3 separate regions of the Homo sapiens genome follow, and regions 1 and 3 are each linked to region 2. Evidence: read pairs that join two places in POLR2A ChIA-PET (ENCODE). Cell type or tissue: OCI-LY7. All regions are shown on one strand.

Region 1 (8,000 bases), 140 kb before region 2:
TTCTTCTGCCTCAGCCTCCCAAGTAGCTGGGACTACAGGCACCCGCCCCCGCGCCCGGCTAATTTTTTGTATTTTTAGTACAGACGGGGTTTCACCGTGTTAGTCAGGATGGTCTCGATCTCCTGACCTTGTGCTCTGCCTGCCTTGGCCTCCCAAAGTGCTGGGATTACAGGCGTGAGCCACCGCGCCCGGCCCATATAAATATTTTATATATGTAATGTATATGTTATTGGCAAACATTTACCAAATACCTGCTATTGATAAGGGATTCAACACGCTCTTGTTTTTAATGAGCTAACAATCTTGTGGATTAGAAGAGTAACAGTTACCATATCTTCTAATATATGCAATGAGAGAGATTCTACATGGGGGTTAAGAGATCAAAATAGGCTGGGCGTGGTGTCTCATGCCTATAATCCCAGCACTTTGGGAGGCCGAGGCAGGGGGATCACCTGAGATCGGGAGTTTGAGACCAGCCTGACCAACATGGAGAAACCCCATCTCTACTAAAAATACAAAATTAGCCAGGTATGGTGGCAGGTACCTGTAATCCCAGCCACTCAAGAGGCTGAGGCAGGAGAATCACTTGAACCTGGGAGGCAGAGGTTGCGGTGAGCTGAGATCATGCCATTACACTCCAGCCTGGGCAGTAAGAGTGAAACTCCATGTCAAAAAAAAAAAATAAAAATAAAATAAAAATAAACCCAAAATAAAAACAAATGAACAGATTGGAAGTCTTCTCTCATGAGGTAACATGAGCTGAATCTTTTGGTGTAGCATGGAGAAGTTTAGATAGGAAGGAAAGGAAGTTATTCTGGTCAGAGGGAAAAGTATGGAGACATGAAATAGCCTTAGTAATTTGGGATGTTTTGTGATCATCGTGGATAAATTAAAAATCCATGGGAATAAGTTATATAAAAAACCTAGCATCAGAGCTCCTTAACATTCAACAACCTTTAATGTGCCACAAATGTATGTTTTCAGTGCATTTCCAGGTCATACCCTGGGAGTTGTTCTCATTTCCTTACTCACTTACTGAATATTTATCATACGCCTACCTCTATGTGGTAGGCACCATTCTGGCCCTCGGGAGGATGGCTAAAGAACAAATAAGGCTCCTTCTCTCATAATTTACATACAAGTTAGGAGAAATCAACAATAAATAAGAAAAAGTAGAAAATACCATATAGTAATCATTCATGCACCAAATTAAACAGGATTAAACTGGGAGTGACTTTACATTGGGTAGTTAGGGAGGGCCTGTTTGATGGGGTATTATTTAGCCGAGACCCAGATGACAAGAAGGAATCAGCTATTTAAAATGAAGGTAAAAATAGTCTTCAGGCACAATTATTGCAGAAGTCATAAAACAGAAGTGAGAAGGAAGGCCAGCGACTGATGTATGATGGGCAAGAAGCAAAGTGGTATGTAATAAAGTTGGAAAGGGAGGCAGAAGCCAGATAAAGTCAGGCTTTGCAGGCCAGAGTGAGAATTTAGGCTTTTATTGTAAATGTAGTGGGGAGCCATTAGAGGGTGGTAAGTAGGAGTGTGACATGATGTGATGTATGGCCCTGAAAGGTTATTCTGGCTACTGTATGGAGAACAAATTGTGAGGGGCCAGAATAAAAGCACAGTGTCTAGTTAAATAGTACTGGTAAGTAATAAGTCATGGTGGTTTGGACAGAGGTTGCAGTAAGAGTTATAGAAAGATGAATATGTTTGGGAGATGTTTTGGAGGTAAAATATATCTTACTGAGTTTTTATTTTGAGAAATGAGGCATATGGTGATACAGTTTACAGAGATGAACAAAAATAGAGTGAAACAGTTGAGAGTGGCTGTGAAACAAAGAGTTCTGTTTGGGTAAGTTTGGGGGATGCAAGTGGAAATGACAGGTAGGCAAATGTGAACCTGGAGTTCAGAGGAAAGTCAGACACAGCTGCTACGTACATGTTCACGTGCAGGTTATGTTCTGAACTTCTGGAATCAAGCGGTACAATGTGTGTGACCTACAGAGCATCACTAGCTTATATTTGGGGACCATTGGTCTATAGATAGTATTTAAAGCCACTGGAATGAATGAGACCAGTAGACCCAGGATAATTATTCTTAATTAATGCTGTATTTTCAAAATTCATTTTCAATTCCTTATCAAGAATCAGTTCCAACAATTTATTTTGAGTTATAGTAAAATTTAAATTATCTTTTGATGAAAAAGTATATTTCAGATCAATGAATTTCTTTTGCATAGATCTTCTGTTGATGGATAATAAAATTCAAGACATTCTGTCAAACTTGTAAAGTGTTCAGTGCTGACATTTTGCAGATATTATCAAGATCATTTACTTCATTAATAATTGTTGGCATCAGTTTCATATATTCTTTTCCAATACTTTCATGGTTTTTGTAGCTTTTGATTGGTTTAGTTTTGTTTTTACATTTAAATCTTATATCCATCTGGAATTTATTTTAGTGTAAAGTGAGAAGAATGAATCTAAATTTATTTTATTGCAAATCTTAGCCAGCTGTCTCAAAACACATACCATATAAACCTAGGCGTTTTCCATTGATCTGAAATGCCATATGCTAAATTTTCAAGTGGATCCTATTCTCTATTTCTGGAATCTATATTCTGTTTTTATTGATCCACCTATTAATGATAGGTTATGTTTTTATATCAAATTCAAATTGCACATATACTAAGGAATTTCTATGTTATACTATCTGTGCATTTATCAAGTTGCAATGAAAATTATTTGCTAGTGTCCCATGACATTCTTTCATGGTATAAGCCAGTTCTCGTATACATTGAGACAAGATATCATTGAAAAGTTATACTTTAGCTACCTTCTCTGATTCATATTCTGTCAACATTTCCAAGCAAACATCTTTTAGAAATTGTTATTTACTTTAAATCTATTGTGTCTATAAATTTAATACAATTGAAGTAAAAATTCCAGTTGTCAGTTTTTGAGACTTGACAAAATACTATTAAAGTTTACCTAGAAGAAAAAAATACTTGGAAAACACCCAATTTTGTAAAAGAATTATGATGAAAGAGGACCATCATTACCAGATATAAAACATGATGAAAATAGGAATAAAGAAGTATTTTTTTGGCTTCATTGCCAACAAACACAAGGAGTTTATTATTATTATTATATATAAAGCTTATACATTATACCTGTATTGTCAGCAAATGAGATTTGAAGTTTTTGTGCGGGAGCACGTTCTGATGACACTGTTGCAATTACAGGAACCCATTCTAGACTAGTTATCAAAATTAAGGAGCTTGTGCTAGAATGTAAGTTGACTCACTGCATCCTTCTAGAAGTCTAACTTCAAAAAAGAGTCAATTGAGCTAAAGAGTAGTACAATTTTTTTAAAAATTGACTTATGTAAAGGCAATGTGTTATATGCAAGAATATCCTCTTTATGATGTGGTACTATAGAAACTGATAAATTCCTGTTGTTGCATGCTGAGGTGAAGTACTCGTGTTTATCAAGGGAAAAGTTCTGTTGAGAAAGTCTGAATTCCTAGTGTTCCTGCAAGATAAGAAGCCAGTTTGGTCTAAACTCTTTGAAGAGTTCTCAACTTTTTAAAGATATGAATTAGACTGACTTACCTATTGGTCTGATATCTTTGGTATTTTTATTGATCATAATCCTCCCTGAAAGAAATAAATGCAACTTGGTTTTTAAAGGTAAATAATGCCAAAGGCCACCTGGCTATCCCACAGGCACCTCAAATTCAACATTCCACAATCAAATTCATTACTTTTCCCCCAAACCTGTCCTTCCTCTTCCTTTTCTTTTTTCTTTTTTTTGGTGCTAATTGTTATCACTCTCTACCTTAATTACCTAAATCCAACACCTGAACATCAGCCGTAGCCTCTCCCTTGCTTTACTTTTATATCCAGTCCCTCCTCAAGTTAGATTGCTTTTAATTCCTTATCATCTCTCCTATAAGCTCCTTCTAGTGGCCCTGGTTGCTTCTGCCTTGGGTAGGTCCTGATCTTGTCTACACTGGACTTCTAGCACTTCACTGAGCAGCCCATTCATCAGGTGGCTGCCAGAATACTCTTTCCAAATGCAAATTTCTTCACATTAGGTTCCTACTGAAGGCCTTTTATGAGCTCTCCTTTACCCATAGGAGACATTTTAAAGTCTTCAGAGTGGCATTCAGAGCTGTCCACAATCTGGCCCCTGCATCTCTCCAGCCTCAGATCTTTACACCCTCCTAGCATGCCTCACTCCAGCTATACCTGACCACTTGGAGTGCTTGGAATCCTGTTTTGCTTCATGCCTTTCACTTTCACTCACATTAGAATTCTCTCCCACCCTTTTTGGGGGAGGATCTATTAATAATTATCTTTCAATATTTAGTTCAACAAACCTGGAAGCATCACATTACCTGACTTCAAAGTATACTACAGGGCTACAATAACCAAAACAGCGTGGTACTGGTACAGAAACAGGCACATAGACCAATGGAACAGATAAGAGAGACCAGAAATAAGGCCACACATCTGCAAACATCTCATCTTCAACAAAGCTGACAAAAACAAACAATGGGGAAAAGACTCCCTATTCAATTAAAATGGTTCTGGGATAACTGGCTAGCCATATGCAGAAGATTGAAACTGTACCTCTTTCTTATACTGTTTACAAAAATCAACCCAATATGGATGAAAGACTTAAATGTAAAACCCAAAATTATAAAAACCCTGAAAGACAACCCAGGCAATACAATCCTGGACATAGGATGGGCAAAGATTTCATGAAAAAGGCACCAAACGCAATTGCAACAAAAGCAAAAATTGATTAAGTGGCATCTAATTAAACTTAAGAGTTTCTGCACAGCAAAAGAAACTATCAACAGAGTAAACAGCCTGCAGAATGGTGGAAAATATTTGCAAACTATGCATCTGGCAAAGGTCTAATATCCAGCATCTATAAGGAACTTAAATTTACAGGAGAGAAACAACCCTATTAAAAAGTGGGCAAAGGACATGAATAGACACTTTTCAAAAGAAGACATACGTGTGGCCTAGAAGCATATGAAAAGAAGCCCAATATCGCTGATCATTAGAGAAATGTAAATCAAAACCACAATGAGATATCATCTCACACCAGTCAGAATGGCTACTACTAAAAAGTCAAAAAATAAAAGTTGCTGGTGAGGTTGCGGGGAATAGGGAACACTTATACACTGTTGGTGGGAGTGTAAATTAGTTCAACCATTGTGGAAAGCAATATGGTGATTCCTCAAAGAGCTAAAAGCAGAATTACCATTTCACCCAGCAATCCCATTACTGGGTATATACTCAGAGGAATATAAATCATTCTACCATAAAGTCACATGAACGTGAATGTTCATTGTAGCACTCTTCACAATAGCAGAGACATGGAATCAACCTAAATGCCCATCAGTGACAGATTGGATAAAGAAAATGTACATACCCACCATGGAATACTATGCAGCCATAAGAAAGAATGAGATCGTGTCTTTTGCAGGAACGTGGGTGGAGCTGAAGGCTATTATCCTTAGCAAACTAATGCAGGAACATAAAACCAAATGCTACATATTCTCACTTGTAAGTGGGAGCTAAATGATGAGAACTGATGAACACAAAGAAGAGAATGGCAGACACTGGGGCCTACTTAGGAGTAGAGGGTGGGAGGAGAGCAAGGAGCAGAAAAATAACTATTGGGTACTAGGCTTCATACCTAGGTGATGAGATAATCTGTACAACAAACCCCTGTGACCTGAGTTTGCCTGTACAACAAGCCTTCACATGCACCCTCAAACCTAAAATAAAAGTTAAAAAAAAATTTAGTTCAAACTTACTACCTTTAGGTAAGAGAGGTGTTGCCTGTCTTCACCCACACATTTTCCCACAGAATTAACTCCTCTTCCTTGTACTCCTATTGTGGCTCCTTTACTTTATACTACAACACTTACAAAAATATACCCATTTGTTTACTTGCTTCCCTAATAGTCTGGAAGTTCCTTATGTCAGGGACCTTGTTTTTTATTGCCAGTGTCTAGCAATGCCACTACTATTTAGGAGCTCTGTAATTTTTTTTTTGAATGAATAAATAAGGGAGAAGGTTCAGAGGCATGATGGAAAGGGTTTGCAGAGAATGTAATAGTGTTAAAGCTGGTCAGGGGGAAGACACATAGGGCAATATGGTGATGAGAGATGGGAAAGGCTAGTCTACTAAGGGGGACTTGTCTGTGTATGATGGGTAAGAGTCATGGGAATAACTAGCTTTAAATTTCTGACTAGAACTCTGGTATAAGGTTATTCTATTGCTGCAGAAGTACAGGTGCTACCTGAAGTCAAGTGAAGTTTGCTGGATGTCATTCAATTTGCAAGTATTAGCACACACACACACACACACACACACACACAATTTTTATACTAGCAACACTGCATTTATCTAGTGCTTTACATTACCCAAAGTTCTTTTATTTCCATTATCTTATTTGACCCTTAAAACAGTTATCTCCCTCAGCTTCAGTTTCCTTATTTCTTCGGATTGTTTGCAAGATGTGTTATATGTCTGATACACAGTTAAATACCAAATGTGTTATTGTTACATCAGGAATTTGAGGCTCATAATAGTTAAATGACTTGCTCAAGGTCAGAAAGGTAAGTTAGTGGCAGATTTAGACATAAAGTCTAGATTATTTTTACTGCACTAGAGTACAATGGGATACTATCTTCTACATTACTTGAGCTGCAACATCTTTAATTTCCTTGAGAGACTTACCCAAAAGCAGGCTTTGGGATGACTCTACCAGAGCTGATTATCAAATTTAAGCAAAATCTACCTCCTGGATAAACCAAAATGCAAATATAAATAATATTTTTTATAGCTTGCATTGCTTCCTAATCTCCATCTTTTACACTTGAGGATTTTCAGCAGAGAATCTGAGCAGGGTAACCTCTTGCCCTTGTGAAGTTTTGTAGATATTTTAATTGCTTGTTAAAATATTGCTTTTGAGTCCAGTTTTATGGTAGAGCAAGTATCAGTTTGGGGTTTTCAGCCTAGAATTAAGGTAGCAGGCATCTGAAGTGAGGACTGGAACACAAAGACAATGACTGTACTATGTAGACACTGACAATCACACCCATATGTCTGTGGTTTTTTATAGAGTTCTGCTGAGGAAGAATCTGAAGCCATAAAATGTGAACGAGAGATGAAAGTATTAAGTGAAACTGTTTCAGCAGGTATTCTAAATTACATTTTAAGAATTTAACTTTATTGAGATTTTCTTCTTACAGAAGAAATACAGGATCATTGTTAAAAAAATTCAGACATTGCAAAAATATATTTAAAGTGAAAATTCTTCATAGTCCCTTTTCTGAGATACCAGTGTTAACAGATTTCTTTGCTCAATTTATCCCTGTCTCTCTTAATTTCTAATAAAACCATGGGATTATATTATACAAATGTTTTTGTTGAGAATTACTTTTTTCCCACCTAACAACGTGTTACATACATAGAACACAATATATATTTCATGTAAATGAATATTCAACATTATTCTAAGAATACATTGGTAACCTCACTTTTTGAAGTAGTTGTATAATTCCATCCAATAATGGAACACTTTTTAAATCCCTATTGATAGGCAGGTTGTTTCTAATTTTGTATTACTACAATATTGTAATGAACTTTCACAAGTACACATACACAACTGAAAATCTCGCAACACTTCTGGGTATTAACAAGTGTTTGCATTCAGTCTTGTCCTGGCAAATAGCAGTTGGATATAGTTTAGAAGTGTCAAGGCAATAGCGATGTCTAATTTGTCAATCTTTTAGTTTGAGATTTATATACATCTTTTCTGTTAACTTTATGCTTCTTTCCCCATAACTTCTAGGAATCTATTTTCTATATATTTCTTAGCATATTTTTTCATAACAGGCCTTAAACTTCACTTTTTCTTTCTTCTTCTTCTTCTCCTTCTTTTTTTTTTTTTTTTTTT
Region 2 (8,000 bases):
TAAAAAATAAATAAATAAATAAAATAAAATAGTAAAAAATAAATTAGCCAGGCATGGTGGCACGCACCTGTAGTCCCGCTGCTTGGGAGGCTGAAGTGGGAGGATCAAGCTTGAGTCTGGGAAGTCGAGGCTGCAGTTAGCCAGTAGAGATTGCACCACTGCACTCCAGCCTGGGTGACAGAGCAACACCCTGTCTCAAAAACAACAATAATAAAAACAAACAAAGGAAAGAAAAGAAGAAAACCAGATAATGGACTCCTTCTCCAGTACATGCATGGCCAAACATAACTTTTATTTTTCAAAACCCACTCTATGTAAAATGCACTATTTATTTCTCATAATATACTCTTTAATGTGCTTATATTCTAGGTATCATTGCCTTTAAGTTGCTTTTTTAAATGAAGTATCATTATTATTATTATTTGAGACAGATTCTGGCTCTGTTGCTCAAGCTGGAGTGCAGTGGTGTGATCTTGGCTCACTGCAACCTCTGCCTCCCTGGTTCAGGCAATTCTCATGCCTCAGCCTCCCAAGTAAGTGGGACTACAGGCGTGCGCCAACATGCCCAGCTAATTTTTGTATTTTTAGTAGAGACAGAATTTCACTATGTTGTCCAGGCTGGTCTCTAACTCCTCAAGTGATCTGCCTGCCTCGGCCTCCCAAAGTGCCTGTGCCCAGCCTTTTAATTGGACTTTAATGTGCAAATGCAGTCTCTTCAGAAAGCCTTTTTTTCTTCTTTTTTTAAATCAGCCTACATCATGCTATGACAATTTTCATATAAAGATGCTGTCTCGGAAAGAAAAGGATTGGGAGTTTGAATGATCTATGGCTTCCATTCCAAAAAGGATTACTACAGAAGTAATTACTTTGAAAGAAAAGTGATAATATGTTTTTGGAGAAAGGTGGAAATGAAGCAAGGCCCTGAATATATTACCAAGATGCATATTACACTGAATGAAATCATCCGTTGCCCTTCCGGATCTATCCCGTGGATGCAGAGCAAGAGCAACCCATCTTTGTTCAGCATCCCAGGAGACAGGCCTCTATTGACAGCATCAGTCTGGCTCCTTTGCCCTCTGATTTCCCATTGAATGTGGCCAGTGGGAGGGCCCAGCAGATGGAGGGCCAGGAGGAGGAAGAGTCTGCAGCATTTGTTCTCCTGGCTCCCACCCTGCCAGGTCTCTGTCTGACAGTGGCTCACGCTTTTCCACAGCCCCTGTCAGGTGGCCTCTCCCAAAGTGACAGTGTTCACTTGGTTCTGTAAGTGTTTTCTCCATTGCCTCTTGCCAGGGAGGGTAATGGCTTCCTAGAGCCAGATGCCAGCACCTGAGGTTGCCCACCACCCCATGCTGTTTCCCTTAACCCTGCCTACACTTTCAAGAATTGAAACTCTTTGCAGCCTCCTTTTTTTTTTTTTTAAAAAAAGGTACTATCGATTTCCTAAAGGACCGTGAGTGATATACACTCAGAGATTCTTTTGTCATGTTACTTTCCGTAGCTCAATATGGCTGTTATCCACATTATACAAAGAACATAATACCTACCTTAAATTTTTAATATTTTGTCTTTATTCTTCAACTCTGTGTAGCATTTCCTTCTGGTTAAGAACATGCAGATAATCCAAATAAACAGATTTGACTAAAAGAAAAAAAAACTCTACTAACTTTCATATAAATTTTTTTTTTGAGAGAGAGAGAAAGGAAGTCTCACTCTGTCACCCAGGCTATAGGGCAGTGGTGCAATCACAGCTCACTGCAGCCTTGACCTCCTGGGTTCAAGCCCGATCCTCCCACCTCAGCCTCCCGAGTAGCTGGAACTACAGCCATGCTACACCTAGCTAATTTTTGTATTTTTAGTAGAGACAGGGTTTCACCCTGTTGCCCAGGCTGGTCTCAAACTCCTAAGCTCAAGAGTCTACCTGCCTTGGCCTCCCAAAATGTTGAGATTACAGTTGTGAGCCACTAAACCTGGCTAGTTTTAAAAGTTTGCTAGCTGATGCCAAATTGGTTTCCATAGAGGTTGTACCAATTTACAGTCTCACCAACAATCTGTGAGCCTGCTTGTTTCCCCACACCCTCACGAACACAATATGTTGGTCTTTGCCAATCTGATAGGTGAAATATAGCATCTCATTATTTTAATATGCATTTCTCAAGAGGCATGGTGACTCACACCTGTAATCCCAGCATTTAGGGAGGCAGAGGCAGGAGGATAGCTTGAGTTCAAGACCTGCCTGGGTGATATAGTGAGACCCCCCCCCCATTCTCCACAAAAAGGAAAAAAAAAAAGACCAAAAAACAGTGTAATTTGTGATTTCTTTCCTTATGAATATGGTTTCATGTGTTTAAAGCCATTTGTATTTCCATTTCTATGTTTTATTTGTATGCTTTGGTCATTTTTGAATGGGGCTTGATTTTATCAATACACAAAAGCTCTTTACATATTACAAGATTTAGTTCTTTGTAGGATGTGTTACAAATACATTTTCACCAGGTGTTATTTGTGTTTTTTGTTTATGGTGTTTTTGCCACACAGATTTTTAAAAATGTGCAGTCAAATTTCAATCTTCTTTCTTATACCTTCTGAGTTCGTGTTAGCCTTAGAAAGCTTTCGTGACTCAAAAATCATAAAGACATTCTCCTCTGTTTTTCTCTAGTGTCTTTGATTTAATATATTTGGAATTTATCTTTGTATAGAGAGATGAAACTATACCTTCATTATTTTTCAGATGGCTACCCAATTTTCCCTAAGAAATTACCCTACAAATATACTTGCACATATTTACAAAGATAAATGTAAAAATACACTAATTTACTAATGTTTGGAAAGGCAAAATATTTAAAATAACCTTACCATCTATCAACAGAGGACTGGTTACATAAATTTCTGTTTATTTACACACTGGAATAAAATATAGCTGTTTAAAAGAAAGATGTTCTATAAGTACTGATATGGAATCCCAAAATTATGGGCTTGTTTATAAATCAACCCTAAGCTGAAGAATAGCACTTATAGCATTTCTGATTTAAAATACAAAACAAAACAAAAAACACATACAATACAAACACAAAACATAACAGACATACACATAAATACAGAAGAAACTGGAGACAATGATAACCTTGGAAGAGAAAATTGAGGAACTAGAGGACTGGGATAGAAGAAAGAGTTAATTATTTCTGTACATTTTTGTACCATATTCATGTACAGTATCATCTATTTAAATTCACAAATAAAGGCAAGAAAAATATAGATTTTTAAAACTGAAGGTATTATGTTTATGTTTGGGTGGCTGATTCATTATCACATAATACAGATTTGTAAGATAATGTCATTTACAGTATTGAAGCCTGCCTGTTAGTTCAGCGAAACACGCTTTATACGTGTGAAAATATGGATAAGTAGCACCCTCTGCTGGTAAGTAGTTGGAAGTCATTAATAAACCTACCTATGATTTATCTTATTCTCAATGTTGTGATTACTGGTTCGTGAGCTCAAATTGTGTATCATAAGAAAGATTTTTTTTTTTTTAAAAGAAGTCCGGGCACAGTGGCTCATGGCTGTAATCCCAGCACTTTTGGAAAGCTGAGGCAGGTGGATCGCTTGAGCTCAGGAGTTCGAGACCAGTCTGTGCAACATGGCGAAACCCCCACCTCTACTTAGAAATATAAAAATTAGCCAGGCATGGTGGGTGCATGCCTGTAGTCTCAGCTACTCAGGAGGCTGAGGTGGGAGGATTGCTTGAGCCAGAGGAGGTCAAGGCTGCAGTCAGCTGTGATTGTGTCACTGCACTTGAGCCTGGGTAACAGAGCGAGACCCTGTCTCAAAAAAAAAAAAAAAAAAAAAAAAGAATGATAATATTTGGTAGCATAATATTTAAAATATCACTGTGGGGACTTTTTTAAGTTACAAAAATCACACATTTTGGTAGCAGTCCTCAATTCTAGTGCCTTAACTCTTGTCTGGGTGCAGAACTCTATTTTGATGATGTAGGAACATTGAGGATAAAATAACTTTTTAACAATAGTTGCAACTGACAATTGTCACCAATGTGTATAAAAGTAAGCATTATTGTATATGTTTGCCTTGTCTGTCTGCCTATTTTCATCATGCCCATCACCATTATAATTCATTCATTCAACAAATACTGAGTACTTGGTAGGATCAGGCATGTTGTAGTGCTAAGGATAAACAGTGAACAAAACAGACAAACTTCCTGCTCTCATACAGCTTACTTTTCACAGGGGGAGACAGAAAATTAACATAATAGGCCAAAAAATATAGCATGTTATGGGCTGATAAATGCCAAAGGAAAATATAAAAATACAAAGAATGAGTTTGGTGGGAGGTTTGCAGTTGTAGACAGGGTAGCCCAGGAAGGGCTCTCCAGGAGGCATATTTGAGTAAAGACCTGAGGAAGTGAAGGAACTGGGGAGAGGACACTTGAGGAAATGTATTCAGGCAGAAGGAAGGGCAGATGCAAAGGACCTGAGGTGCAAGTGTGCCTGACATGGCCAAGAAACAGCAAGGAGGTCAGCGGGGCTGGAGTGACCTGAATACAGGGGAGAGTGGCAGGAAATGAGGGCGGAGCACTAATGCCAGGGGAAAATTATACAGGATCTTAGGGTTATAGGACATTGGCCTTTGCTCTAAGGGAGATGGGACGCCTCTGGAGAATTTTAAACGGAGCAGAATTGTGCTCTGAATAAATGAATAAATTGAAGAGAGTCTGAAGAGAGTTAACGGCAGAAATAGTGAGACAAGTTAGACGTTTACAGCAATAATCCAGGGCCAGGCACAGTGGTTCATGCCTGTAATCCCAACACTTTGGAGGCCAAGGTAGGAGGATCATTTGAGCCCAGGAGTTTGAGACCAGCCTGGGCAACACAGTGAGACCCCATCTCTACAAAAAATAAAAGTTAAAAAATCAGCTGGGCATGGTGGCATGCACCTGTAGTCCCAGCTACTCAGGAGGCTAAAGAGGGAGGATCGCCTGAGTCTGGGAGGTCGAGGCTGCAATGAGCCATGATTGTGTCACTGCATTCCAACCTGGTTGACAGAGCAAGACCCTATCTCAAACAAGCAAACAAACAAACCCAAAAAACTCCACAATATTTCTAGAGGAGAAATGATGACAGTAAATTGTAGATAGATAGATAGAGAGAGAGAGAGATAGAGAGAGAGAGAGGGAGATAGACTGTTAGATGAGACAGAATATGTTAGCAGACCAAATGTGGGTATGAGAATAAGAGAGTAATAAAGAATGACTTCAAGATTTTGACCTCAGCAACGGGAAAAATGTAGCTGCCATTGATTGAGATGGTTTCGAGAACAGGAGGAATACCAGGAGCTGTTTTAGAATGTGAAGTCTGAGATGCTATTAAGGCCAGGCATGGTGGCTCAAGCCTATAATCCTAGTACCTTGGGAGGTCAAAGTGGGAGGATCACTTGACCTCAGGTTCAAGACCAGACACAGTGAGACTTTGCCTCTATTAACTTAAAAAAAAAAGAGGCTATTAAATATTCAGGTGAATGAAAAGCCCCTTAGGGTTGCTTTTCACCCAGTTCACTCAGAGTAATTTGTTTTTCTTTGTTTGTTTTAATTGAGAAGTCAAAATTGCATGCATTTATGGTGTACACCATGCGGTTTTGATATATGTACATATTGTGAAATGACTATATCAAGCATTTAACATATGCTTTATTCCACATGCTTATCATTTGTGTGTGTGTGACTAGAACACCTAAACTCTACTGTCTTAAGCAATTTTCAAGCATACAATATATTGTTGTTAACTATAGTCACCATGATATACAATAGATCTTTCGAACTTATTTCTTCTGAAATCTTATGCCCTTTGACCAATATCTCCCCAATCCTCCCACCAAACCCAGAATAGTTCTTTATTGTCCTATTTTATGTATTAATCTTGTACATAAAATGCATTTGTAGGCCAGGCACGGTGACTCACACCTGTAATCTCAGTACTTCGGGAGGCTGAAGTGGGAGGATTGCTTGAGCTCAGGAGTTTGAGACCAGCCTGGACAATATAGCGAGACCTCATCTCTAAAAAATAATAAAATAAAATAAAATAAAAATAAAATGCGTTTGTATAAAGTACAAAGTCAAAAAAATGAAGTGGAAATGTCAAATAGGAATTTGGATATACGTCTGGATTCAAGGGAGAGGTTTTGGGTCGAAGATAAAAATCTGGGAGTCCTGAGCCTACAGGTGGCACTTCGAGCTGCGAGAGCTCTTGAGATCACCCAGGGTGTGAAGGCAGACAGAGAAGGGAAGTCCAGGGCTGAGCCCTACTGCACATCAGCACTCACCAGTCTGAATGATGACATGAGGAGGAACTAGCAAGAGACTGAAAAGGAACAGCAGAAAGGTAGGTGGAAAATCAGGTGAGTGCAGTGTCCTGGAAGCCAAGTGGACAAAGCATTTTACGGAGAAGAAAGTAATGGGCTGCTGATAGGACAAGTAAAATGAGGACTATGAAACGATCTTGGATTAGTAGTGAAGGAGGAGGTAATTGGTGATCTTGATGAAAGCAATTTCATTATAACTTGTTCAAAAGTGAATGGGGGAGAGAAATGAGAAACTGCCAAGATGGATACTGCTTTTTAAGAGTTTGCTGTGGGCCAGGCGCGGTGGCTCACGCCTGTAATCCCAGCACTTTGGGAGGCTGAGGTGGGCGAATCACCTGAAGTCAGGAGTTCAAGACCAGCCTGGACAACATGGTGAAACCCCGTCTCTACTACAAATACAAAATTAGCTGGGCGTGGTGGCTCATGACTGCAATTCCAGCTACTTGGGAGGCTGAGGCAGGAGCATCGCTTGAACCCGGGAGGCAGAGGTTGCAGTGAGTGAAAATTTTGCCATTACACTCCAGCCTGGGCAACAAGGGAGAAACTCTGTCTCAAAAAAAAAAAAAAAAAAAAAAATTGCTGTAAAAGGAAGGAAAGAAATGGATACTAGCAGACAGAGAAGTGGAGTTAATGGAGTTTTTGTTTTAGTTGGGAGAAATAACTGCATGTTTGCATGTTTATGGGAATTATCATCAGGAGGGGGAGACTGAGGATGCAGAAGAGAGAGATGAGAATGGCAGAACCTGTCCTTGAGCATGAGTCAGGGGTGACTCTAAGTGCACAGGTGGTGGGACTTCACCAGCAGCAGAGACAGGTGATTCCTAAGAAGAAGGGAAGGTTGGAGTGTGGGCACAGGTGCAGATGGGCAGTTATAGGGGAGGGAGGTGGGGATGATTTCTTCTGATTGCTTCAACTATCTCAGCAAAGCTGTAGGGAGGAAGTGTTAAATAAGGGAGAGGAGAAAGTATAAAATAATCTAGGGGAGAATGTGAGAGAGAAGGGATTAGGGAAACACTGTATGACTGCTGGGCAGCATGAAAGACTGCATGAAAATTCATGGTCCCAAATTTAATAGGAGAGCAGCTAGCACAGTTTTATGTCTTTTAACTGCATGGCTGCAGGCACGGAGCAGGTGGGGAGTTGCAGTTAACTAGGGGTGTGATCTATCCAAGCAAGTATGATGTGAGAAGTAAGAAGGACTTAGTAGAGTTGAATGTATGCAAAGTAGTGACTCTACTGATGACCATAGGATGTAAACTAGGTAGGGAGAAAACAAATGACACAAGTGTGGGGATGAGGGACATTATAATAGTAATAAAGTCAGTGGATTAAAGATTCTGGTAAGATAGAAGGTTGGTGAATTTGAGATACTACAAGGAGTGAGCTGGAAAGTTAGCAGGTGTTTGTCAAAGTGTGGAATACAGCACTTGAGATAGGACAGGGCTGCAGCTATTGTTAATAAGGTCAAGGGTATGGCAGTATCCATGTGGTGCTAATTCTGTAGGCATGCAGAAAGCAAGAGTTGCAGAGGCTGTGGAGTGAGTGGCTGTATGCACTCTCTACTTATCTCTGCTGGTTTCCATTTCTTTCCTTTCTTTCACAGCAAACTCTTTTTTTGAGAGAGAGGG
Region 3 (8,000 bases), 150 kb before region 2:
TTTCCCCCACTTTATGTTTTTGTTTGCTTTGTCAAAGATCAGTTGACTGTAAGTATTTGCCTTTATTTCCAGGTTCTCTATTCTGTTCCATTGGTCTATATGCCTATTTTTATACCAGTACCATGCTGTTTTGGTGACTATAGCTTAATAGTATAGTTTGAAGTCAGGTAATGCAATGCCTCCAGATTTGTTCTTTTTGCTTAGCTTGGTTTGGCTATGTGGGCTCTTTTTTGGTTTCATATGAATTTTAGGATTTTTTTTTCTAGTTCCATGAAGAATGATGATGGTATTTTGATGGGAATTGCATTGAATTTGTAGATTGCTTTTGGCAGTATGGTCATTTTCACAATATGATTCTACCCATCCATGAGCATGGGATGTATTTCCATTTGTTTGTGACATCTGTGATTTCTTTCAGCAGTGTTTTGCAGTTTTCCTTGTAGAGGTCTTTCAGCTCCTTGGTTAGGTGTATTCCTAAGTATTTTATTTATTTATTTATTTATTTATTTTTGCAACTACTGTAAAAGGGGCTGAGTTCTTGATTTGATTCTCAGCTTGGTCACTGTTGGTATATAGCAGTGCTACTGATTTGTGTACATTGATTTTGTATGCTGAAACTTTACTGAATTCATTTATCATATCTAGGAGCTTTTAGGATGAGTCTTTAGGGTTTTCTAGGTGTACAGTCATATCATCAGCAAACAATGAGAGTTTGACTTCTTCTTTACTGATTTGGATGCCCTTCGTTTTTTTATCTTGTCTGATTGCTCTGGCTAGGACTTCCAGTACTATGTTGAATAGAAGTTGTGAAAGGGGGCATCCTTGTCTTGTTCCAGTTCTCAGGGGTAATGCTTTCAATGTTTCCCTATTCAGTATAATGTTGGCTGTGAGTTTGTCATAGATGGCTTTTATTAACTTAAGGCATTTCCCTTCTATGCCGATTTTGCTGAGAGTTGTAATCATAAAGAGATGCTGGATTTTGTCAGATGCTTTGTTTTTAATTCTATGTGGTATATCACATTTATTGACTTCCACATGTTAAACCATTCCTGCATCCATGGTATGAAACCCACTTGATCATGGTGAATTATCTTTTTTAAAAAATGTATTTATTATTATATACTTTAAGTTCTGGGATACCTGTGCAGAACGTGCAGGTTTGTTGCATAGGTATACATGTGCCATGGTGGTTTGCTGCACCCATCAACCTGTCATCTACATTAGGTATTTCTCCTAATGCTATCCTTCCCCTATCACCCCATCCCCCGACAGGCCCCAGTGTGTGATGTTCCCCTCCCTGTGTCCATGGCTTCTCATTGTTCAACTCACACTTATGAGTGAGAACATGCAGTGTTTGGTTTTCTGTTCTTGTGTTAGTTTGCTGAGAATGATGGTTTCCAGCTTCATCCATGTCCCCTGCAAAGGATAGGAACTCATCCTTTTTTATGGCTGCATGAATTATCTTTTTGATATGCTGTTGGATTCGGTTAGCTAATATTTTGTTGAGGATTTTTACATCTATGTTCATCAGGGATATTGGTCTGTAGTTTCCTTTCTTGTTATACCCTTTCCTGGTTTTGGTATTAGGGTGATACTGGCTCCGTGGAACGATTTAGGAAGGATTCCCTCTTTCTCTACCTTTTGGAATAGTGTCAATAGGATTGGTATCAATTTTTCTTTGAATGCCTGATAGAATTCAGCTGTGAATCCATCTGGTTCTGGACTTTTTTTTTATTGGTAATTTTTTTTTAATTACCATTTCAGTCTTGCTGCTTGCCATTGATCTGTTCAGAGCTTCTATTTATTTCTGTTTTAATCTGGGAGAGGTGTATATTTCCAGGAATCTATTCATCTCCTTTAAGTTTTCTGGTTTGTGTGCATAAAGGTGTTCATAGTAGCCTTGAATGATCTTTTGTATTTCTGTGCTATCAGTTGTAGTATCTCTCATTTTGTTTCTAATTGAGTTTATTTGAATCTTCTCTCTTCTTTTCTTGGTTAATCTCGCTAATGGTCTGTCAATTTTGTTTGTCTTTTCAAAAAACCAGATTTTTATTTCATTTATCTTTTGTATTTTTTTTTTTGTTTCAATTTCATTTAGTTCTGCTCTGATCTTAGCTATTTCTTTTCTTCTGCTTTGTTTGGGTTTGGTTTGTTCTTTTTTCTCTAGTTCCTTGAGGTGTGTCTTCAGATTTTCTATTTGTGCTCTTTCAGAGTTTTTGATTTAGGTATTTAATACCATGAATTTTCCTCTTAGCATCACTTTTGCTGTATCCCAGAGGTTTTGATAGGTTTTGTCACTATTATTGTTCAGTTCAAAGAATTTTTAAATTTCCATCTTGATTTTATTGTTGACCCAATGATTGTTTAGGAGCAGATTATTTAATTTTCATTTATTTGCATGGTTTTGAGGGTTCCTTTTAAAGTTGATTTCCAATTTTATTCCCTGTGGTCTGAGAGAATACTGAATATAATTTTGATTTTCTTAAATTTATTTATTCATTTGAGACCGAGTCTTACTCTGTTGCCAGGCTGGAGTGTAGTGGTGTGATCTCAGCTCACTGCAGCCTCTGCCTCCTGGGTTCCAGTGATTCTCCTGCTTCAGCCTCCTGGATAGCTGGAATTACGGGCAAATGCCACCATGCCCAGCTATTTTTTGTATTTTTAGTAGAGACAGAGTTTCACCATTTGGCCCGGCTGGTCTCCACCTCCTGATCTAAGGTGATCCACCCGTCTTGGCCTCCAAAACTGCTGGGATTACAGGTATGAGCCACTGTGCCTGGCCCAATTTTCTTAAATTTATTGAGACTTGTTTTGTGTCCTCTCATATGGTATATCTTGGATAATGTTCCTTGAGCTGATGAATAATAGAATGTATATTCTGCAGTGGTTGAGTAGAGTGTTGTGTAAATATCTGTTAAGTCCATTTGTTCTAGGGTATAGTTTTGTTTTGTTTTTTTTTTTCCATTTTCTGTCTTGATGACCTGTCTAGTGCTGTCAGTGTTGAAGTATTGGAGTCCCACACTATTATTGTGTTGCCATCTATCTCATTTCTTAGGTCTAGTAGTAATTGTTTTATAAATTTGGGAACTCCAGTGTTAAGTGCATATATATTTAGGAATGTAATATTTTCCTGTTGGACTAGACCTTTTATCATTATGTAGTGTCCCTCTTTGTCTTTTTAAACTACTGTTGTTTATAGTCTGTTTTATCTGATATAAGAATAGCTACTCCTGCTTGCTTTTGGTGTCCATTTGCATGGAATGTCTTTTTCCACCTCTTTACTTTAAGTTTATGTGACTCTATGTGTTAGATGAGTCTCTTGGAGACAACAGGTTCTTGGTTGGTGAATTCTTATCCATTCTGTGGTTCTGTATCTTTTAAGTGGAGCATTTAGGCCATTTACATCCAATGTTAGTATTGAGATGTGAGGTACTATTCTATTCATTGTGCTAGTTGTTGCCTAAATATATTATTTTTTTGTTTTGTTTTTATGTTGTGTTATTGTTTTATAGGCCCTGTGAGATTTATGATTTAGGGGGGTTCTGTTTTGGTATATTTTGAGGTTTTGTTTCAAGATTTATAACTCCTTTTAGCAATTCTTGTAGTGCTGACTTAGTGGTAAATTCTCTTAGCATTTGTTTGTCTGAAAAAGACTTTATCTTTCCTTCATTTATGAAGCTTAGTTTTGCTGGATACAAAATTCTTGGCTGATAATTATTTTGTTTAAGGAGGCTAAAGATAGGACCCCAATCCCTTCTAGCATGTAAGGTTTCTGCTGAGAAATCTGCTTTTAATCTTTTGCCTCACATTTCTTAAGACTTTTTCCTTTGTCTTGAATTTAGATAACCTGATGACTGTGTGCCTAGGTGATTATCTTTTTACGATAAATTTCCCAGGCATTATTTGAGCTTCTTGTGTTTGGATATCTAGATTTCTGGCAAAAACCAGGGAAGTTTTCCTTGATTATTCTTTCAAATATATTTTCTGAGCTTTTAGATTTCTCTTCTTCCTTGGGAACACCAGTTATTCTTTGATTTGGTTGTTTACATAATCCCAGACTTCTTGGAGGCTTTGTTCATTTTTTAAAATTCTTTTTTCTTTTTCTTTGTTGGGTTGGGTTAATTCAAAAGCCTTGTCTTCAAGCTTTGAAGTTCTTTCTTCTATTTGTTTAGGTCCATTGTTGAAAACTTCCCAGTGTATTTTGCATTTCTCTAAGTGTGTCTTTCTTTTCCAGAAGTTGTGATTGTTTTTTATTTATGCTATCTATTTCTCTGGAGATTTTTTTATCCATCGCCTGTATCATTTTTACAATTTCTTTAAGTTGGTTTTCACCTTTCTCTGATGACTCCTTGAGTAGCCTAATAATCGGCCTTCTGAATTCTTTTTGTGGCAATTCAGAGATTTTTTTCATGGTTTGGATCTACTGCTGATGAGCTAGTGTGATCTTTTGGGGGTGTTAAAGAACCTTGTCTTTTCATATTACCAGAATTGTTTTTCTGGTTCCTACTCACTTGGGTAAACTATATGAGAGGAAAGATCTGGGGCTCAAGGGCTGCTTTTCAGATTCATTTGTCCCACAGGGTGATCCCTTGATGGGCTCTCCCCCTTCCCCTACAGATGAGGCTTCCTGAGAGCCAGAATGCAGTTATTATTATTACTTTTCTGGGTCTATCCACCCAGTGGAGCTACTGCGCTCCAGGTTGGTACTGCGGAGTGTCTGCAAAGAGTCGTGTGATGTAATTCATCTTCAGGGCTCTCAACTGTGGATACCAGAACCTGCTCTAGTGGAGGTAGCAGGGGAATGAAGTGGACTCTGTGAGGGTTCTTGGTTGTAGTTTTGTTTAGGGCACTGGTTTTCTCAAATGCTGGCTGTTTGTTGGCCTTCAGCCAGGAGGTGGCGCTTTCAAGAGGGCATCAGCTGCGGTAGTGTGGGAGGATACAAGCTTGCCCTAAGGTAACCTGGATAAGTATTCAGGTTTCTCAGGTGATGGATGGGGCCATAGAGCTCCCAAGAGATTATGTCTTTTGCCTTTGGCTATCAGGGTAGGTAAAGAAAGACCATCAGGTGGAGGCAGGTATAGGCATGTCTGGGCTCTGACTCTCCTTGGGCGGGGGTTGCTGCGGCTGCTCTAGGGGATGGGGGTATGCTTCTCAGGCCAGTGGAATTATGCTCCCAGGGGGATTATGGCTGCCTCTGCTGTGTCATACAGGCCGCCAGAGAGGTGGGGGAAAGTCAGCAGTGATGGGCCTCACCCAGCTCCTACACATCCATCAAGGCCAGTCTCACTCCCACCATGCATCACCAACAGCACTGAGTTTATATCCAGGCAACCAGTGAGTAGGGCTGAGATCTTGCCCCAGGCTACCAGCCTCCCTGCTAAGAAAGTAAACAGGGCTTTTGCTGCCCTGCCCTCCCCGCTGCCCTCTGTGGCTTCTGTGCTTGTGTCTGTACTTCCCATTTCCCACCGCCCCCCATCCCCTGTTCCCGGATCCTGCCCAGGAAAATTTGTGTTTGGTGGAAATTATTGCAAAGTTCAGCTAGAAGTTTCCTTCTCCCTGTGGTCCTTCCCCAATTCCACTGGCAGCTCTCCCCAAGGACCCCTGTGAGATAAAAGTCAGAAATGGCTTCCCTGGAGACCAGGAGCGCCTACAGGGCTCTTCCCACTGCTTCTTCTACTTTTATATTTCATTCGGCTTTCTAAATCCATTTCAGTTCTAGGTAAGGTTAAATCCTTCTCCCATGATCTGGATTTTCAGGTTCTCCAGTGAGGATGTGTGTTTGGAGGCAGATTATCCCCCCTCACACTTTGGACACTCACAGTATTTTGGCTGTCTCATGGAGTTTGCAGTGGCAAGTGCTTCTTTCAGAGTCTGTGAATTATTTCCGTTTTCCTGGTGTGTTCCTGCAGTAGTTCTTGGAGCAAAAGTTCATGATGTGAGTCTCCATACACTCACTGTTCTGTCTGTCCAAGTGGGAGCTTCAAGTTAGTCCTGCCTCATATCTGCCATTTTTCCTAAATGGCAATACTTTTATACTAAATATATAAGCATATGAATCCACTACAATACTGACTGCATAGTGAATTTATATCTTCTTCTCAATATTTGTCATCAATTAGTGTAGACAGCTAGTGGGCCTGAAAGTACCGAGCTAAGCTTTTCTTAGTTTGAATGGCCCTTACCAATGAGTTTAACTACATCCAGTTTTTGTTATTATGTAATGTTACATTGAACCATTTTAGGTTATAATGATGAATAAAGATATGCAAATGATGATGTTGAAAGTGCCACAAAAGTACACCAAGGAGGCCAGGTGCAGTGGCTCATGACTATAATCCCAGCACTTTGGGAGGCTGAGGCAGGTGGGTCACCTGAGGTCAGGAGTTTGAGATCAGCCGGGCCAACATGGTGAAACCCTGTCTCTATTAAAAATACAAAAATTAGCTGGGCATGGTGGCATGTGCCTGTAATCCCAACTGCTCGGGAGGCTGAGGCACGAGAATCACTTGAACCTGGGAGGCAGAGGTTGCAATGAGCCGAGATTGTGCCGCTGCACTCTAGCCTGGGCGACAGAGTGAGACTCTGTCTCAAAAAAAAAAAAAAAAAAAAAAGTACGCCAAGGAAAACCATTATAATGAATGGCAAGATGCACATTTTATCAAATTTGAGGCTATGTTCAAATACATAGTCTAGGCTGGGTGCAGTGGCTCAAGGCCTAAACAAGAGGATCCCTTGGGCTCAGGAGTTCAAGACCAGCCTGAGCAACATATCAAGACCTCGTCTGTACTAAAAATCAAAAAAAGTAGCCGGATGTGGTGGCATGTGCCTATAGTTCAAGTTACTAGGAACCCTGAGGTGAGAGGATTGCCTGAGCCCAGGAGGTCGAGGCTGCAGTGAGCAGTGGTCATGCCACTGCACTCAAGCCTAGGCAAGAGAGCGGGACCCTGTCTTAAAAACAAAAATAAAAACAAAACAAATACATAGTCCAAGAAACCTCAAATAAAGATCAGCAGGCAATTAGTGATATGGCAGAAATAATTTTACTTTATAAAAGGCAATGAAAACTTGTCCAAAGTCTGTGAATGGTAAGAATTGTGTGAATGGTAGATACAGGAACCTGGCTGGAGGATTTATATCCATGGGATTTAGAAAGGGACAGGTGATTGCCTAGAAAGTGAGAGTAACATTAACTCAGCACCCTCATTTCCAGGAACATATCTCACCACCACCCAACAGACACATGTGTAGACGCTTATGCTTATGTATCTGTGCTCTATCCTTCTGCTGAAAACCCCACAACATTCTGAAAATGCTAATATGAATAATGCTGAAGTATGTATGATTTCCACAGAAGCCGAAGAACCCCATAGTATTGGTGAGGTGTGCCAGGGCAGGAGGGGGAAGCCATCTTCTGTGCTGAAGGGGGAAGGGTGGTGGGTGACTGCTTAGAGCGAAGAATCCCCCAACACAAAACTACTTGTCAGATGGGCCTATACTTGCCACAGATTCTGAACAGTGTAAACCGCCTTTCGTAGGTGTGAGTAGACTGCAGGGAGCAAAAATCACTAGATTTATAAAGACAATCAGCAGCTCAAAAGAGGAAGACAGAGATAATTTAATGGGATTTGTTAGGGGAAAAGAATGAGAGATGATGGATAGAAATAGGAGTGTAATATCTATATAAAAGAAACTCGAAGTCGAGAATGGACAGGATGAGTTTGATATAACAATTGGTGCTGGGGCAGTTGACTAAGATTTAAAAGAAATTTCGATTCTCACTTTACCCTAAAGACTAAAAAAAAAAAAAAATCACAGTTTTAAATATAAAAACAAACTGAACTATTCAAAAATTATAAAAATAATGAAAGTATTTGAACAGAATATAGGAAACTTATTTTATTATCTTTACTAAGAAGACCTTTCGTACTTACCAGTGCATCAAAACCAAAAGCATGAACGAAAAAGAGATTGGATTCAAATATTTGTGTAGCCCCATAAAC

The links. ChIA-PET counts read pairs that join two places held together with the same protein. Peaks named below come from ENCODE experiments on the same cell type or tissue, not always from the same donor. Only the 100,000 strongest peaks of a DNase experiment are listed, where the experiment ranks them.
Region 1: POLR2A ChIA-PET joins it to region 2 with 12 read pairs; 10 of 35 experiments call an interaction of 5 or more read pairs at or near these places.
Region 3: POLR2A ChIA-PET joins it to region 2 with 16 read pairs; 6 of 35 experiments call an interaction of 5 or more read pairs at or near these places.

What each region holds. Positions count from the first base shown.
Region 1 is chr12:25,122,450-25,130,449 of GRCh38, reverse strand. It overlaps DNAI7 (dynein axonemal intermediate chain 7), which reads left to right. Exons shown (of 16, transcript NM_018272.5): 10 at 7,164-7,239. Among named protein-coding and RNA genes, the nearest start is that of DNAI7, 69 kb to the left of the region's middle. In OCI-LY7, no CTCF peak of the experiment used is centred here; no DNase peak of the experiment used is centred here; H3K27ac peaks cover 679 bases.
Region 2 is chr12:24,987,078-24,995,077 of GRCh38, reverse strand. LINC02909 (long intergenic non-protein coding RNA 2909) reads left to right here. Exons shown (of 4, transcript NR_171024.1): 4 at 751-1,654. Among named protein-coding and RNA genes, the nearest start is that of LINC02909, 6.4 kb to the left of the region's middle. In OCI-LY7, CTCF peaks have their summits at 3,216 and 3,417 (motif pointing left); DNase peaks (open chromatin) are centred at 1,173, 1,295 and 3,377; H3K4me3 peaks cover 2,047 bases; H3K27ac peaks cover 3,170 bases.
Region 3 is chr12:25,132,964-25,140,963 of GRCh38, reverse strand. All of the region lies in intron 9 of DNAI7 (dynein axonemal intermediate chain 7), which reads left to right. Among named protein-coding and RNA genes, the nearest start is that of DNAI7, 58 kb to the left of the region's middle. RefSeq lists an enhancer at 4,750-5,249. In OCI-LY7, CTCF peaks have their summits at 4,684 and 4,886 (motif pointing right); a DNase peak (open chromatin) is centred at 4,903.